2 separate regions of the Mus musculus genome follow, and region 1 is linked to region 2. Evidence: chromatin loops called from intact Hi-C (ENCODE). Cell type or tissue: gastrocnemius. All regions are shown on one strand. Region 1 holds the start of Timm13 (translocase of inner mitochondrial membrane 13). Region 2 has its middle 1.4 kb from the start of Eef2.

What was found. Hi-C counts contacts between places; a loop is a spot of excess contacts. Peaks named below come from ENCODE experiments on the same cell type or tissue, not always from the same donor. Only the 100,000 strongest peaks of a DNase experiment are listed, where the experiment ranks them.
Region 1: it touches region 2 in a loop (2.9-fold over the local background); 1 of 42 quality-filtered maps calls a loop at or near these places.

The regions. Positions count from the first base shown.
Region 1 is chr10:80,898,633-80,901,132 of GRCm38, forward strand. It overlaps Tmprss9 (transmembrane protease, serine 9), which reads left to right. Exons shown (of 18, transcript NM_001081688.2): 18 at 547-862. The coding sequence ends at 708. Timm13 (translocase of inner mitochondrial membrane 13) reads right to left here and starts at 2,337. Exons shown (of 3, transcript NM_013895.4): 1 at 1,992-2,337; 2 at 1,850-1,918; 3 at 818-1,627. The coding sequence starts at 2,111. The coding sequence ends at 1,529. In gastrocnemius, no CTCF peak of the experiment used is centred here; DNase peaks (open chromatin) are centred at 1,349, 1,808 and 2,303; H3K4me3 peaks cover 1,890 bases; H3K27ac peaks cover 1,285 bases.
Region 2 is chr10:81,174,027-81,176,526 of GRCm38, forward strand. No RefSeq gene overlaps it. Among named protein-coding and RNA genes, the nearest start is that of Eef2, 1.4 kb to the right of the region's middle. In gastrocnemius, a CTCF peak has its summit at 1,188 (motif pointing left); DNase peaks (open chromatin) are centred at 785, 1,153 and 1,475; H3K4me3 peaks cover 2,139 bases; H3K27ac peaks cover 2,500 bases.

The DNA.
Region 1 (2,500 bases), 280 kb before region 2:
CAGGCAGGGCAATTATGGAGTTTGAGACCAGCTCGCCCCAACAACACATATACTGATGTGTTTCGGTACAGGGAGATCTGTACTGATGTGTTTTATGCGATGCTTGCTGTGCAAACGGGAAGACTGAGCACAGATGCCCAGGAGTCATATAAAAACTGGTGCTTACAGACTATGTGCGCTTGTAACTCCATTCTGTGCGGGTAGCAACAGGGGGACTAGCGGGGAACTGGCCACCACCTACTTCCAGGTTCACAGAGAGGCCCCGTGTCAGTGGAATGGAATGGAAAACGACAGATAACCATTTAGCACCCTGCTCTGGCCTGCACATGCGCAGCACACACACACACACGTTGTTCCTTGGGACAAGGACCCTGCAGAGGCATAGCCAGTGCAAATAATGAAGCACATTAGCACTGAACCCATTCCCCACAGGGCAAAAGTGAGGCTCTTGGCAGCCTCTCTCTCACTCAGGGGCCTTGTGAGTGCAGTTGCAGGAGTCATGCCTGCTCCCGAGGGATGCTCGTCTGAGGACACTCTCTCCTTTAGGGTGATGCAGGGGGACCCCTGGCCTGCAGGGAGCCATCTGGCCAATGGGTGCTAACTGGGGTCACCAGCTGGGGCTACGGCTGTGGCAGGCCCCACTTCCCAGGTGTCTACACTCGAGTGGCTGCTGTGCTGGGATGGATAGGCCAGAACATCCAGGAATGATTGCCCTGTGGCTAGCAACCCAGGCGTGGACTGAGAAACACAGCTACGGGCCACCCACCCCACGCTGAGGAGTTGGTAGCAGGCAAACATGGGAGTCCGATGGGAACTAGCTGTGACTGTGTATATTGTTCCAATAAACAGAGTCCTTTCTCCTACTGGCTCAGAACCTCTGTCAAAGCCACGAGTCTCCAGGAGCAGGGCATGTCTCCAACTTGGCTCCTTTGGTGCTTATGTTTTGGTGGGACTGACCAAATTGACCAAATCTCATGTACCAATCCTCTTGCCTCCACACTTAACCCACCCTCAAGTGCTGGGCAGACAGGTGTGCACCACACTTGGTTTATTCAGAGTTAAGGTCAGCACCCTGGGCCTCATGCATGATAGGTGAAGGCTACATGAAGCCTTGCTTCTTAACCTCGGCTGGTCTCCCCGGGATGACCAAACACCTGAGATCATGCTCCGAATTCCCTGAGAGCCAGCAGCCCACTGACCCCAAGGGGAAAGATACCCTGGGAGGTCTGGGCCTACTCAGGGGAAGGGACCTGAAGCAGTGAGGTGACACGCCTGCTTTACTGCCCCAGCAGCGATTTATTGGCCTGCTCTCCTGAGGTCACAGGTCAGTGGGGCCAGCCAGATCCCTGTGCTCTGTCGGGTCCTCACTCTCTTCTGAGATTGAGCTGGACGCAGCAACCCAGGGGAGAGGCCTCGATCCCCAAGCCCTCCATGCTGCCAGACTTCAGGGCGGCTAGGAGGAGACACCCTAACTGGCAGGGAAAACAGTTCAGACCATAAGCACGGTGTCCCGAGGCACAGGTCCCGGTCACATGTTGGCTCGTTCCCGCTGCAGTCGAGAGTTGTAGGCGCGGGACACGGTATTCCAGGCGTCCATGTAGCGGTCCATGCACATGGCGATGCATTTCTGCAAAGCGTGGAGGGGGATCCCTGACTGACGGTCACACGACCCGAGGATCACCCATGAAGGCTGCACCGATCTAGGCACAGAAGCCGGGTCCTCACCCCGCGCACGCGCACAACTTCCTCAGTAGCTAAGGCTAGAGGCCGCGCACGCGCACATCTCTCAACCTCCTAGACGCTCCTGACCCCGCGCCCCTCACCACCCCGGGTTCCCGAGATGTCTCACCTGCTCCGAGTTATCCAAGGAGCCCCCGGGCTTCCCGATGCACTTCCGGAAACACTTGTCCGTCATTCTCTGTGGACACACGCGAGGTCTCAGCGGGGACTCACCCGGGGAACCCCGCCACCAACCCCGGCGCGCCCCGCACCTGGAGCAGCTCCTGCGCGTTGGCCACGGCGATCTGCACTTTCACCTGCTCCATAATGGCCCCCGGGTCCAGCTTCCCGCCACCCGTGCCGCCAAAATCCGAGCCGAAGCCGCTGTCCATGGCTGCTCAGTCAACCGGGCCACGGTCGCGCACACCGACCATACGCCCCGGAAGCCAAGCCGGGGCACCACGGGAAACAGAGGCTGAGTCGATTCCCACAAGGCAGCGCGCGTCGTCAGCAGTCTGACAAAGCTGCGGCCTGAGTCACCATGGAAACAAGTTAAACTACACCTCCCACAAACCCGTGCGCGCCGTGCACTCTGACCTCGGAGGCTCTATGGGAAACTGCAAACTCCTGCTCCCACAAGGCTGTGCGCGCCGTCCCTAAGCACTGTCCTTTGGCTTCTAGAAAGGAAGGAAACCCGAACCACAATTCCCAGAAGGCTGTGCAACTTCCCGCGTGAGCCCACTGACTTTTGACGCCCTGGCAAGGGCTGGACCAGGGTCAT
Region 2 (2,500 bases):
GAATGTTTTCTTTATTATTAATGTGTGCATGATGTCTGTGCCCCCCCCCCCCACACACACACATGTGGGTTAGAGAAGTTCCTGGAGTGGTGCTGTCTTTCCACCATGGCTTTGGTCACTCTGAGGGTGTCAGGCTTGCAAAGCACACACTTTCCCCCAGGGAACTCAGTTTTCAGTTTGAGAGACCTTCTGGGAAGTCAGGGTTGACTATGAATTTCCCACAGTTGTTTATCTCTGAACACTTTGGAATAACAGGCTAGTCTAGCCACCTCCATCCCCAGTCCCCTTTATTTATTCATTTATTTTTCTGAGACTGAAGGCATGTGCCTGCCACTGCCTGGCTTTTCAACCTCCTCTTTAGTCTTTGAAACAAATTCTCTGTGTAGCCCAGGCTGGCCTTGAACTCATGTAGCTGAGGATAATCTTGTGCTTCTGTTCCTCCAGTCTCCCGCTGGTGGGATAAGAGGCATGCACTGCCAACGCTAGTTTATGTGGCTGTGGGGTGGAAATCAGGGCTTCTCCTCTGCTAGGAAAATGCTCTATATCCTGGCCCCAGCCCCAGCAGACTGAATCTCTGATAACATTTGCCCTGTCTGGTTGCAAAGACCCCATTCTCCCTAGAATGAGCTGTTAAGAGTCTCTGACACTCACTTCAGGGAACAATCTGCTCTTCAAGAAAATGGATCCTTCCAACCATCGGGATGCAAAATTCCCGACCATAGGGCGCATGCGCTGGCCGGGGAAACCCTGACTGGAATGCAGTCACGTACCCAGGTGTAGGTGGTCCTTAGTTCTTGAGACTGCCACTCCTTGGGTGGCTCTGCGCCCCTGCCAATAAATAGACACGATTCTTGTCACTGGCCTCGGCGTCCTCTCAGCGGTAGAGGCAGATGCCGGTTAACTTTAGAGCCAAGATTCGCAAACCGCATTGCTTAATTTATACTTATTTTAGGCTGGGACACCTCCCCTCCTGTCCCTCCCAGCCTGGAAGGGTAAAATGTGTCCCTCGCTTTAACGGAGGAAGCTCGTAACAAGGTTTCTGGGGCGGGGGGTGGGGTGGGGTCGTCTGCACGAGTTGAACGCAGAAACAATGAGCATCTATTGTGTGCAGAAGGCTGCGCACCCAGGGTCAGGCGGGGACAGCCATGCTCACGGTCCTGCGATGCCTCCTGCTGGACACACGCGGCACTGTCAGCATCGAGGGCTCTCTTGAAAAACACACTTTCTCTTTGCTTTGTTCAGATAGTGGCTGGAGCCAAGGCTACGAGTTATGGGCTACTGAATGAAACCTTGTCTAAATGTGCAAAAATTTAGGAGACAAGTGACAAAATCCAAGAAAGGACAGGTTTGGCAATGTTTTGTTTTTGAAACAAGGTCTCCTGTAGCCCAGGATGTCATTAGAATTCACTGTGTAAGTTAAGGAAGGATGGCCTTGAATTCCTGATCTCCCTGCAGAGATCAGACCCTGCCTCCATCTGCCAAGTCCTGGAATGACAGCTGGCTGCCACCCGCCTAGCTCCACGTGCTGATCTATCTATCTTTTTTGTTGTTTTTTTGTTTTGTTTCGTTTTTTTTTTTTTTTTTTTTTTTTTTTTTTTTTTTTTTGAGACAGGGTTTCTCTGTGTAGCCCTGGCTGTCCTGGAACTCACTCTGTAGACCAGCCTGGCCTCGAACTCAGAAATTGGCCTGCCTCTGTCTCTGCTGGGATTAAAGGCATGCACCACCAACGCCCCGCCTTTTTGTTTGTTTTTAAGATAGGGTTTCTTGATTTAGCCTTGTCTGTCATGGAACTCACTCTGTAGACCAGGTTAGCCTTGAACAAAGATCTCCTGTCTTTGCCTTCTAAATGCTGGGATTAAAGGCGTGCACCACTACTGTCTGCCTTTTGTTTTGGTTTTATCATAATTGTTGCATTTTTGCCCGCAGGAGGATCAGGAATTCAAGGACAACCTCTACAGCCAACCCAGTTGAGGGCCAGCCTGTTCTATCGAGATCCTGTCTCCGGACAAAAAAAGTTTCATGAGAGCGTGGTGTGTTGGCACAGTCTTTTAGTCCGAGCACTGACGCAGTAGATTAAGGCAGATCTTCATGATTTGGTGCGGTCCTGGGCTGCATCCAAAGACCTTGTTTCCAAAACAAACAAACGAAAAAGTGTAATAAAAATACAAGCAAGGTTTTGCAGAAATAAATCTGTGGCCTCAAGGGTCCCTTTCTCCAGCTTTTCCCAGAGGTGTCAAATTACATAACAGTCTCAAACCCAGGAAATTGAACTTTGGCACAACCCACTGACCGGTCCGAATTTCAAAGTCTTTTTCCTATTGACCTACAAGGTTTTCAAGAATCATGTTGTAAGCAACTGTGTTCTGAGGAATCTATGTTTAAAAACCCATCCGTGGATCTTGGCCCAGGGTCCAGAGACTGAGCTAGCCACGCCCCGGCCGCGCCGCAGCCACTCCCACGGCAGTTCAAGTGTTAAGTCCCAAAGACCGCGCTCTGTGCA